2 separate regions of the Homo sapiens genome follow, and region 2 is linked to region 1. Evidence: chromatin contacts called from ENCODE Hi-C or POLR2A ChIA-PET data. All regions are on one chromosome and are shown on one strand. The core of a region is the stretch at or near the end of the contact, and the rest is flanking DNA. Distances in the headings are between cores, read along the strand shown.

What was found. A loop is a pair of places that touch in the nucleus more often than their neighbours do. ChIA-PET counts read pairs that join two places held with the same protein, here RNA polymerase II (POLR2A). Pooled maps may share reads with other maps.
Region 2: a map with no recorded cell type shows a loop between it and region 1 (7-fold over the local background). The contact joins two enhancer-like sites. A Hi-C loop is called at or near these places in 3 of 37 single-sample maps with no recorded cell type and 2 of 50 pooled maps. POLR2A ChIA-PET finds 5 or more read pairs at or near these places in 2 of 52 experiments (GM12878 and T-cell).

What each region holds. Positions count from the first base shown.
Region 1 is chr1:180,846,752-180,852,628 of GRCh38, forward strand. All of the region lies in intron 11 of XPR1 (xenotropic and polytropic retrovirus receptor 1), which reads left to right. It overlaps LOC124904464 (a long non-coding RNA gene), which reads right to left. Exons shown (of 2, transcript XR_007066760.1): 2 at 5,137-5,877. Among named protein-coding and RNA genes, the nearest start is that of LINC02816, 57 kb to the right of the region's middle. Within about 2 kb of position 2,525, at least 2 of the 41 ENCODE cell types and tissues checked have a DNase peak (open chromatin) inside an H3K27ac peak, as active enhancers do.
Region 2 is chr1:181,150,700-181,155,906 of GRCh38, forward strand. No RefSeq gene overlaps it. Among named protein-coding and RNA genes, the nearest start is that of LINC01732, 21 kb to the right of the region's middle. RefSeq lists enhancers at 1,214-3,819, 2,257-2,466 and a silencer at 2,306-2,590. Within about 2 kb of position 2,357, at least 23 of the 41 ENCODE cell types and tissues checked have a DNase peak (open chromatin) inside an H3K27ac peak, as active enhancers do.

The DNA of each region.
Region 1 (5,877 bases), core at 1,275-3,774:
TTAATTTCATTGATACTTTGGATAGGTATAAGATACGGTTTTCATGAAAATATTCAGAGTGAAGAAACTTTTCGTACACTACACACAATATTTTCTTCACATAGTAAAAAAAAAAAAAAATGATGCCACTTAATAGGAAGGAAAATAAAACATCTACCTAAATATCTCATTGATAAGTAGCATTTGTATTTCTACTTGTTCCTCTCCTGTGGGCTCCTCAGGCCTCTCTCTAAATACTTTTTAGTTGCTTCTGAATAATACCCCAGAACATCTTTCTTTTAAAGGTAGAATTGTACTACTTGTAACTATTTTATCCTTACCAGGAATCTTCTCAAACGAAGTAAATATCTCCCAAAGTAGAATGTTGAAGTCTACACAACACATTTCATAGCTGGTATAGAAAAGACTGAATCACTGAAGAAAATTAGGCAGAAACTCTAAGATCTGTTATATAGTCTTCTCACTTATGAATATTAGACTAATTCTGTTTCCTTTCTCAACTGAAAAAGTTGATATTTGAAATTAATTTTTAAATCTGTCATTAAACTTTCTATTGCAGAAAGTAGTATTTCTTACCTAAAGAGCAAAATACTTAGCTCTTCTCAATTTAATCAACCCTTCTTCCAGTAAGAATTTTAAAAGCACCATCTTAGTGAAAGGCACGTTTTCACATTGAGAACTAGAATGTGGGCTTTGGAGTTAGGACTAGGTTAATTTAGCCACTTACTAATTATGTTACCCTGAGAAAGTGACTAGATTTCTTTGATTTAAAATTAGTAAAATTGAGAGAATAATTCCCACCTCATAAGTTTATTATAAAGATTAAGTTGTGTAAATACACTATAACTGGTGTTAATTGGTATTGATATCCTCTCCACCATCTGTGATGAAAGCGTGAAAAAACTCACATGCAAAATATTAGGGAAGGGATTTTCATTATAGATGTGGAAGAATTTAAAATAATTATGAGTAAATGTCTAGATAAAATGGACCATTTATTTTTAGGAAATTAGAAATTAACAAGATAAATGCAAGAAGGCAGACACTCTAAATTATGGACTAAGAACTATTGCAGGAATAGGGAAAGTTGTCTTTGAAGTGTCAGACCACAGTTTTTTCACAAGTGAAACTTTGTAAAACCTTTCAAACCTTCAAGGAATGGTTTGTGCCATTTAAACCGTTTGGAAACGTAGAAGGAAAGCATCTTATTTCTCTTTACAAAACTAGCATAATTCTGAAAAATATCACACTCAATAAAGCTGTAGTCTAATGTTACTTATTAATATACATACAAAAATTCTTTAAAAAAATTGATACAAGATAATTATACATATTTATAGGGTACATAGTGATGTTCTGTATATGTGATCAGATCAAAGTAATTAGGATATCCATCTCAAACATTTATCATTTGTGTTGGTAACACTCACTATCCTTCTAGCTATTTGAAACTGTATATTATTGTTAACTGTAGTCATCCTACTGTGGTATAGAACACTAGAACTTATTGCTCCTATCTAGATGTAATTTTGAATCCTTTAACAAATCTCTCCCTATCCTTCTCTCCCCTATGCTTCCCAGCTTCTTGTAACCTCTGTTGGACTTTGTACTTCTATGAGATTAACATTTTTAGCTTCTACATATGAGTGAGACCATGTGGTGTTTAACTTTCTGTGCCTGGCTTATTTCACATAATGTAATGTACTCCAGTTCCATCTGTTTTGCTGGGAATTACAGGATTTCATTCTTTTTTATGGCTGAATAGTATGCCATTGTGTATATACACCACATTTTCTTTATCCATTTATCTGTGGTTGGACACTTATGTTGATTTTTTTATCTTGGCTATTGTGAATAGTGCTGCAGTAAACATGGGACTGCAGATGTCTCTTTGTTATACTGATTTCTTTTTCTTTGGACTGAAATGCCAAGTAGTGGAATTGCTAGATCACGTGGTAGTTCCTATATGCAGCTTTCTGAGGAACCTCCATACTGCTCTCCATAGTGACTATACTAGTTTACATTCCCACCAACATTATAAAAAGTCTTAATAAAATGTTTGCAGCTAGAACTGAGCAGTATATTAAAAGAATAATATACCATGACTAAGATATTTTAGTAATGCAAAAAATAATTCAGTGTTAGGAATCCTTAAAAATTAAATGTTACCATATCACTAAACCAAAGGAGAAAAGCCATGTGGTCAGCTCTGTAGGTGCCAAGGAGATGTTTGTTAATTTTTTAAGAAAGAATATAAGAATACTTCCTAAGTATAGCAAAATACTATACACACATGTGCGTATAATATGTCACTCTGTATCTTAGACCAATGACTAGAATCACGATTAAAGGTAAAAAAAATTTTTAAGTTGTTGGCCTAGACTTTCTAAGGCCCCTTTAGCTCTTTACATTCTATTAGTCTGATAGAGCTATTTGCAAATATGTCATGTGTTGGCAGACATTATGTCATTTTGAACCTGATACCAACTCCGAAAGAAAGGAAACAGGTGTTATTCTCATTTTGCTTGCGCAAGGTCACATGACAGTAAGTAGCAAAACCAGAATTTTGACTCTAGATTCATTCCTTTTTTTAACTCTAAAAAGTTATTTCCTACAAGGCAGCGTGCTATAATGTTGTGATCCTCAAATTTTGGTGTGTATCTGAATTACTTTGGATGCTTGCTTTAAAATGCATTATCTTGGGTTTTACCTTCAGTCTAATTGAGTAGGATTAGGGCGATCCAAAATTTGCATTTTTACCATGTCTTCTGCTAAAGGTGATTCACTGAGGACACATTAAGTGCATGCAAACAACAGATGTTGTAAACAGATGTGGTGTTGAGCAAATATAGAGACAAATAAAAGTAGATTTGAATACTACTTCCTCCTACTGAACTATTTGTAAAATCTTAGCAGTCAAGTGATGAATGGTACATAGGCAATAAAGCATACTGGGTGAGAGTGTGGGCTTTGGATCAATGAATCTTGGGCATGTTGCCTGATGATAATGGTACTCACTTCATAAGGAGGTTTTAAGGACATATGTGTAAGTTTTCATAGAGAGGAATGAGAAAGCAGAGCAGAGACAGTCAAGTGTTAGTTATACTTCAGTGGAAGTCTCAATACAGGTACATGCGTGCGCACACCCACAAAGCACATCAAGAAAGGGGACCCAGGAGTTCCCCACCAACAAAAAGATTTTGTTTCTCCCATCAGCTTTTATTCTGCTGAAAGTCATTAGAGACTATTGAAATTTTTTATTTTTAATTATATCTCAAAGTGGATTGATACTGCAGTTGGTGAAGTAGATTCCACAGTAAATATGTGAGTAGGTGTTTCAGAAGTACTGACTTTGATTTTTTGGTAGCATTTGAGATAATACAGGTTTTACTCTACTTCTAAAAATATTTTATTTAAAAGAAAAATGAAATGAAGGTTTATATAAAAAGGCATCACAGTTTTGGACTGTTTTACTCTGATATTTAGAATTGTTTCAGATGGATTTTTTAGATCTGATATGTTTTACTGGTGTAGAATATTGGCAGGCTGTATGAAGAAAACGTGGAAGAGATTTTGGCTTTCCTTCTCTCTGTGCCTATCTCCTATTATATTTCTTCTCACTCCCTTTTTAGGTTTGTTAACTAACCATAATATGGAATACATATTGTTATTTCTCACATTTCTAGAATACATCTTTGTGATCTGCATTTATTTTATATTCAATTCTGATTACTATATTCTGTATTATAGCTGCTTAAAGATGTACTCCAATCTTATTTCCATTTTTAAATGACTATAATTTTAGCTTATGTTTATCACTTTTTTCAGTTCAATTAAGAAAAAAGTTTCTGCCCATATGTATGTACTACCTGAAGCTTTCATAAAATGAGCACTTGAGACACTGTGTAAAATGTATAGAATCCTGGCCAGGCATGGTAACTGACACCTGTAATCTCAGCATTTTGGGATGCCAAGTTGGGAGGATCACTTAAGGCCTGGAGTTCGAGACTAGCTTGGGCAACATAGTGAGACCTCATCTCTAAAAAATTATTTTTTAATTAGGCAAGTGTCGTGGTACACACCTGTATTTCTAGCTACTTGGGAGGCTGAGGCAGGAGGATCACTTGAGCCCAGGAGTTCAAAGTTACAGTGAGTTATTATTGTACCAATGTACTCCTGCGTGGGCAACAGATTGAGACCCTGTGTCTTTAAAAAAAAAAAAAAAAAGGATTATAGTATCCTTATATTTCTTTTAAAGTGGTTATAGTTGTTAGCATTTCATTTAGTTAAATAAATGAAATTGTGTCTTTTCCAGGAGAGAAGGCAGAAACACATAGTTTATCTGCTCCAGAATTGTTATTTGGTTATAGAACAAAAGGAGTGGGGAAAAGCAGAAATAGATATTTTTTAATGTAAAAACACCAAACTTCTATTTAACTCATGAATTAAAGAGGAAACCAGCCAGTTGTCACTACTGGTTCAAAGGAGAGACAATATATTTTCCACATGATGGTTAGTTAACAAACCTTTACTGTGGAGTAAAGGAATGCTGATATCCATTTACAAATGGACACAAAATTTGCTTTTTCTACTGGAGGTGGGGTGTGGTGGAGGAGTAGAGGGTAAGATGGAATCTGTTGGACCTCCGTCAGACAGAATTTATTTGTGTGCCTATAGACAGAATTATTGGCATTTATCCACAATTTATACAGAATTATAAAATAACTCCAAGACCAGAAAAGGCACAAACTCCATAGAAACATAACCTAGAAAGGTATGGTGTAAACAATGCATAATTTTCCATTTTAGTGCATAGTAATTATTTTTGCTTATTCCAAAGTCTTAACTTTTCCTTACAGCAATAACCTACTACAAGAATGTTTCCAAGGCTGTTGATCAAATGTGTAACAGAAAGGGATTTTTAAAAATAAGCCTAGACACACATACATAAGAAAGATATTGGAAGAGGTTCTGATGATCTGATCTGGGAAGGGGTATCTGATACAGCAGAAGAAAAGTTGCTAAACTCTGTCAAGAAAGGAAGTCCTAAATGGTGTCATTGATGCTTTTATAATCACTGAAGAGGTAACTTTGTTATTGAGGAGCCAGTAAATAAGGATCTATATGGATAATAAATTGAATATAAATAGTTTAATAATGAAATTACTTTCTTGATTACATCAGTCACATCCAGTTTTATTCAACAAACATTTACAAAACATCTTCAATGTATCAGGCACTACTAGATGCTAGGCATACATAGATGAACAAAACATATCTTGCCTTTAAAACCTCCTCTTGGAGCTCACGGTTTGGTAAGGGAAATAGACTAATTACAATAGAACATGGAAGTGCAATAATACTATATTATCAGTATTGTATAGGGTATAAGGTGGTTTCAAAGAGGAAGTGGTTAACTCAGTGAAGGTTTTGAGGAACAGTCAAGTTCTGTGGTTTTTTTTTAATTAAACATTTTGTTTTGAGATAATTGTAGAATCACATGCATGGCAAGAAGTAATGCAGAGAGATCCCATATACCCTTTGCATAGTTTCCCCAGTGGTAACACTTTACAAACATAGTATAATATCACAGCCAGAATATTGACATTCATACAGTCAAGATACAGAACATTTCCATCACCACAAGGATCCCCCCTGTTGCCTTTTTTGCACAGTATTCCCCCGACCCTATCCATACCTTCACTTTCTGCAGTTTTACTTATCGGTGGTCAACCACAGTCTGAAAACTTTATGCTATTTTGAGAGAGAAAGAGACCACAGTCACATAACTCTTATGGTTTTCGTTTTGTTTTTTGAGACAGGGTCTCACTCTGTCACCCAGGCAGGAGTGCAATGGTGTAATCTCAGCTCACTGCA
Region 2 (5,207 bases), core at 1,107-3,606, 300 kb after region 1:
CATGAACCTGGTACTCAATAAATACTAGTTGATGGCCTGGGGAATGTGAAGCTTAGGCTTGTGTGATATTGGTGTTGGGTGGGCTTTCGGCAAGACACCAGTGGATATGGGCAATATCTTGGTGCTGATGTTGGCTGCTCCCAGATGCATCTGGGGACTTTTCCAATGCTAACCAACAGGTGCTATTTGTTATATCACAAAAATCCTCCAAGTCCACATGACTGAAAATTGGGGGCAAAGGTCACCTCTGAAAGCTTATTTCTATCTTATTCCTATGTCATTCCTGAAAAATCCATGTGCTTATTATAGATTGTAGTGGTGATAAAAGAGGTGAATTGCTGAACTGACAAAAATACTACAAAGTAGAAGCAGGGGATTAAATATACAAAATTGTAACCTGTGATCAAAATTGTGACTTTGATCTAGGCTTAGAAATTGTTACACCTTAGCCCATGTTACTGGCAGGCAATGTAAAGTCAATATATTGCCAAAGAATTTGTCAGCCACACTGGGCAGTGTCCTCTCTACTAAAAGGCCACAGCCATGGAATGAAAGCCCTGCTCCTGGTCACAGACAGCCCAGGTCTGTTCTGGGAGCCAGATTTAAGGGAGGCCATAGCAGTGCCAGATGGTAGAAGCCAGAATATGGACTGTGGAGCCGGGTAGAACCTGGTTTGAATCCTGCCTCTGCTGTGAATGACCTTGGGCATATAACTTAACCTCTCTGAGCTTCTCTGAGCCACTGTCTTCTTATCTGTGAAATGGGAATGGTAACATCACACTAGATTCTTGTCAAGATCAAAAAAAGATGATGTACTTATATGAGTACCTAGCACCATGCTTTGTTGACATTGACATGTGAGACCCTTTCTCTCAGACTCTATCCTGATTGCATCAGAATTCTACAAGGCCTGGCATCCACTTATCAAGGGTATTAATTTCCTCCACGAGGCTGCTTTGACCTCCAGAACCCAGCGGGCGTGCTCTTCTGAACTCTCCACCTTATCACCTCCATGGATCATATCTTGCTTTGCTGAGTGTGCTTTCTATTCCTGTATCTGCATTTTACTTCCTCGATTAGGGTGTAATCTCTTTCCAAGCAGAAGCTTTCATCTTTTTAAAATGTTCCATTTTTGCATTTTAGCGCCGTGCCTTTTTGCACATAGCGCTTGCTCAAAAAATAGGGATCGGTTGATATTTTATCTACTTTTGTGTCCTAAAAATTGCCCCAGAGTCATGAGCTGAACTTAGCTTACATGAGGTCGTTACTACAAAGTCACAACATGTTTATTCATTTATCTGTTTATGTGGTAGCCCTACCATGACTCACACATCCAAATGAGGATTGCAGCCGTATAAGGGGCACTGTGAAGGCTGACTGTGATTCTGGGAGCCTGTCACCTCGCAAAACATTTTTGGAACTCCTGCTTTGAATCAGTGCCAGAGTTGCAGTGGTGAATCTTCACACCTCCTGGGAGGAGTTATTTTTGGAAACAGTGAAAATCTGTCTGGTCACATTTGGTAGGTGTGGTCATTCAGGGCCTGAGTGTGAGGAGGGATGCTCAGTGGAGTGATAATTAGTTAATATTTAATTGGCCATTTCCAATGTGTCAGCCAGTTTACATCCACTGTCTTATTTTAATCTTAATGTGACCTCTATGAAGTAGGTGGTCTTGTTATCACCATTTTATAGAAAAGGGACCCTGAGGCACAGAGAGTATAAACCACACTCTGTACAGGGACTCCATGGCTTTTTACCCATTATTAAGCTAGTGTAGCAGGCACAGGGGACATACCCAAGTAACCCTTATGTACCCTAGCAGAGATGAGGGACCTGGACACCTTTTTTAAAAACAATAAGGCCAAGGACAGCCACATTTGGATTAGTGGGAGCAGGGGGAGAGTATGGGGAATGCGGGAACCCGGGAGGAGCTAAGAAAACTGGTCAGATCCTGCATCATAGGTGAGTACAGGCACCCCAGGGGGCCCAATGGGAGAGACCAGAGAAGGGAGGAGAGCACTGGGGCTTGTTTGGGAACCTCTGAGTGGGTAAAGATGGTCACTAAAATCTCCAACCAAAGGAATTCTTTTTATGCCTCTCTTTTTTGCTTTCTTAAAATTGTATTCATACTTGCTGATTATAAAAGGAGTTCAAGTTCATCGTAGAAAACTTAGAAAATATAGAGAAGTGATAAAGAAAATAAAAGTCATCTGTAAATGTCCCTCTCCTCCCCCAGGCCTCAGGCTTTGCTAAGACAAGGCCGCTGAGCAGATCAGCACACATCGGGTTATTTATAAAGCTCCCGCCTTCCTCTCCACCCACTCCCCTCTCTCTTGGCTACGGAGAAGCCTTCGGCCAGGACATTCCCTTGCAGCCTACTCAAGCTGCTATATAAAGCCCTGCACTTCTCGGGGCTGGATCAGAACGTTCCTTATCTCTCTGCAGCAGGACGCTGATAATCTGCCCAGCTGGCAGGCGCTCTGAGGTCGGCTTGGGCTGCTGCTCTCAGGGCCTACAGCCCCCGTGTGGTCGTCTTCTCTGGTTCCCACTGAAACTTGGCCAACAACACTAACTGAAACCTCAAATATAGGAAGTTGTTGGCTTGTTTCATTAGAGGGCAGTTGCCAGACAGCTGAGATGAACTTAATGGGCTTGGCATGGGTGACTGGTGTGTCCAGCACATTCAGGCTTAGTGGTCAATACTGATGGCCCATCGTAACGTCCCCTTCGGAAGCAGCTGTGCCAGCTCCCTCCTTCCCCAGCCCCCACCCCTGTTCCATCCCCTCTCTGCATTAGTGCTTGGCTCAGAGTCTTCTTCATCCATATGGCTTCTACAGGCAAAGGCCTTCTGTGGCCAGGTGGCCTGCTGCATTGCAGTGCCACAATTCCAGGCTGGACTTCTACCTAATTGAGAGTGGACCACAGCAGACGTACTTGCTCTGCCTAGAAAATAAGTTTTGTCATGAGAGGCAGAACCATCTTATTGCTGTAAGTCAGGGCAGAGGAGTGTGCAAAAGAGGCAAGGTATTATCCTGAAAAAATACACAGGTTTTAAATCGGAGCTGGTGTGACATCCTAGCTTCTCCACTTAGAAAGAAGTGTGATCCTAAGTAAGTTATGTAACCCCTTCGAAGCCTGGTTTTCTCATCTTTAAAATGTAGAGTGATATTTCCATCTTAGAACTGTTGTAAAATGTAAATAAGATGACATATGTAAAGCACTGAAAACATACATCAGATGGCATTATGGTAGCTATTTTTTTGTTTTGTTTTGTTTTGTTTTTGAGATGGAGTCTCACTCTGTTGCCCGGGCTGGAGTACAGTGGCACAATCTCGGCTCACTGCAACCTCTGCCTCCTGGGTTCAAGCAATTCTCCTGCCTCTACCTCTCAAGTAGATGGGATTACAGGCACCGACTACCACCCCCAGCTGATTTTTGTAGTTTTAGTAGAGACGGGATTTCACCATGTTGGCCAGGCTGGCCTCGAACTCCTGACCTCAGGTGATCTACCTGCCTCGGCCTCCCAAAATGCTAGGATTACAGGCATGCTAGGATTACAGGTGTGAGCCACCGTGCCCAGCCTTATGGTAGCTATTATAATTATTGTTAATAATATTATTATTTATGAACATTTGAATGAGAAAGAGTTGGTGGTTTCTTTTTTTCCTCTTAGATTCAAGATCCAATAGGGAAACTTTTGACCTTGGTTGTTAAGAAACCCATCTAGGCAGGTAGGTGTGTGTTTCCATTGATATTTAAATGAGTTTTTCAAGTGTTGAGAGAATTTTTTCAAAGCAACTTCTGGGCCCTGAGAAGGTTCTGGTTCACCTTCATATTGGCCTCATAAGAATCAGGTCAACCTCATATGAAAAGGCAAGTCGTTGTACCTACTTCTTGGTCAAAATTTAGTAGCAAAATATTCCTGCTGTAAGCCACAAGACATTTTCAAGATGGAATGATTATCTGTAAAACAGCAATAATGAAAACATCACTTACCAGAACTTAGGAGGTACAGTTAAAGCAGTGTCCAGAGGAAAATGCGTAGTGTGATGGATCATTTTGTGTGTCAACTTGACTGGGACACAGGGTGCCCAGATATTTTGTCAAACATTATTCTGGGTGTGTCTGTGAGGGTGTTTCTTTTTTAAAATTATTATTATTATTTTTTTGAGACAAGGTCTTGCTCTGTCACCTAGGCTGGAGTGCAGTGGCGTGATCTTGGCTTACTGCAACCTCCATCTCTTGGGCTCAAGCGATCCTCCCACCTCAGCATCCTGAGTAGCTGAGATCACAGGCATGCCACCATACCTGGCTAATTTTTGTATTATTATTATTTTTTGAGATGGAGTCTTGCTCTGTCAGCCAGGCTGGAGTGCAGTGGCATGATCTTGGCTCACTGCAACCTCTGCCTCCCAGGTTTGAGCAACTCTTATGCCTCAGCCTCCCGAGTAGCTGGGATTACAGGTGTGCACCACCACATCCAGCTAATTTTTCTATTTTTAGTAGAGATGAGGTTTTTGCCACATTGGCCAGGCTGGTCTTGAACTCTTGGGCTCAAGTGATCCACCTGCCTCAGCCTCTCAAAGTGCTGGGATGACAGGTGTGGGCCCCCATGCTGGCTGAGGGTGTTTCTATGTGAGATTAGTGTTTGAATTGGTAGATTGTAAAGCAGACTGCCCTTCCTGATGTGGGTGAGCCTCTTCCAATTCATTGAAGGCCTGAATGGATCAAAAAGGCAGAATAAGAGAATCTTCTCTCTCTCTCTCTACCTATCTTTGAGCTGGAACATCAATCTTCTCCTGTCTTCAGACTCAGACTTGGACTGGAACTTAAATCATAAGCAATCGTGGTTCTCAGGCCCTCAGACTTGGACTGGAATGACATCATCAGTTCTCCTGGGTCTCCAGGTTGCTGACTGCAGATCTTACAAATTCTCATCCTCCATAATTGTGTGAGCCAATTCCTCATAACAATTTAATACATATCTACATAGATATCCGATTAGTTATGTTTCTCTGGATAACTCTGATTAATATGCATAGTCTTATAATGAATTAATAAAAAATTAAACAGGAATGAGAAAATGAAATAAGCATCCAATGGAAGTAGTTAGAAAAAAGGCAATAAATGTCAAGAAAGCAGAAAGGAATTAATAAATGTTAAAACAGAAATCAATTAATTAAAAAACAAAAATATTTTATAATTGA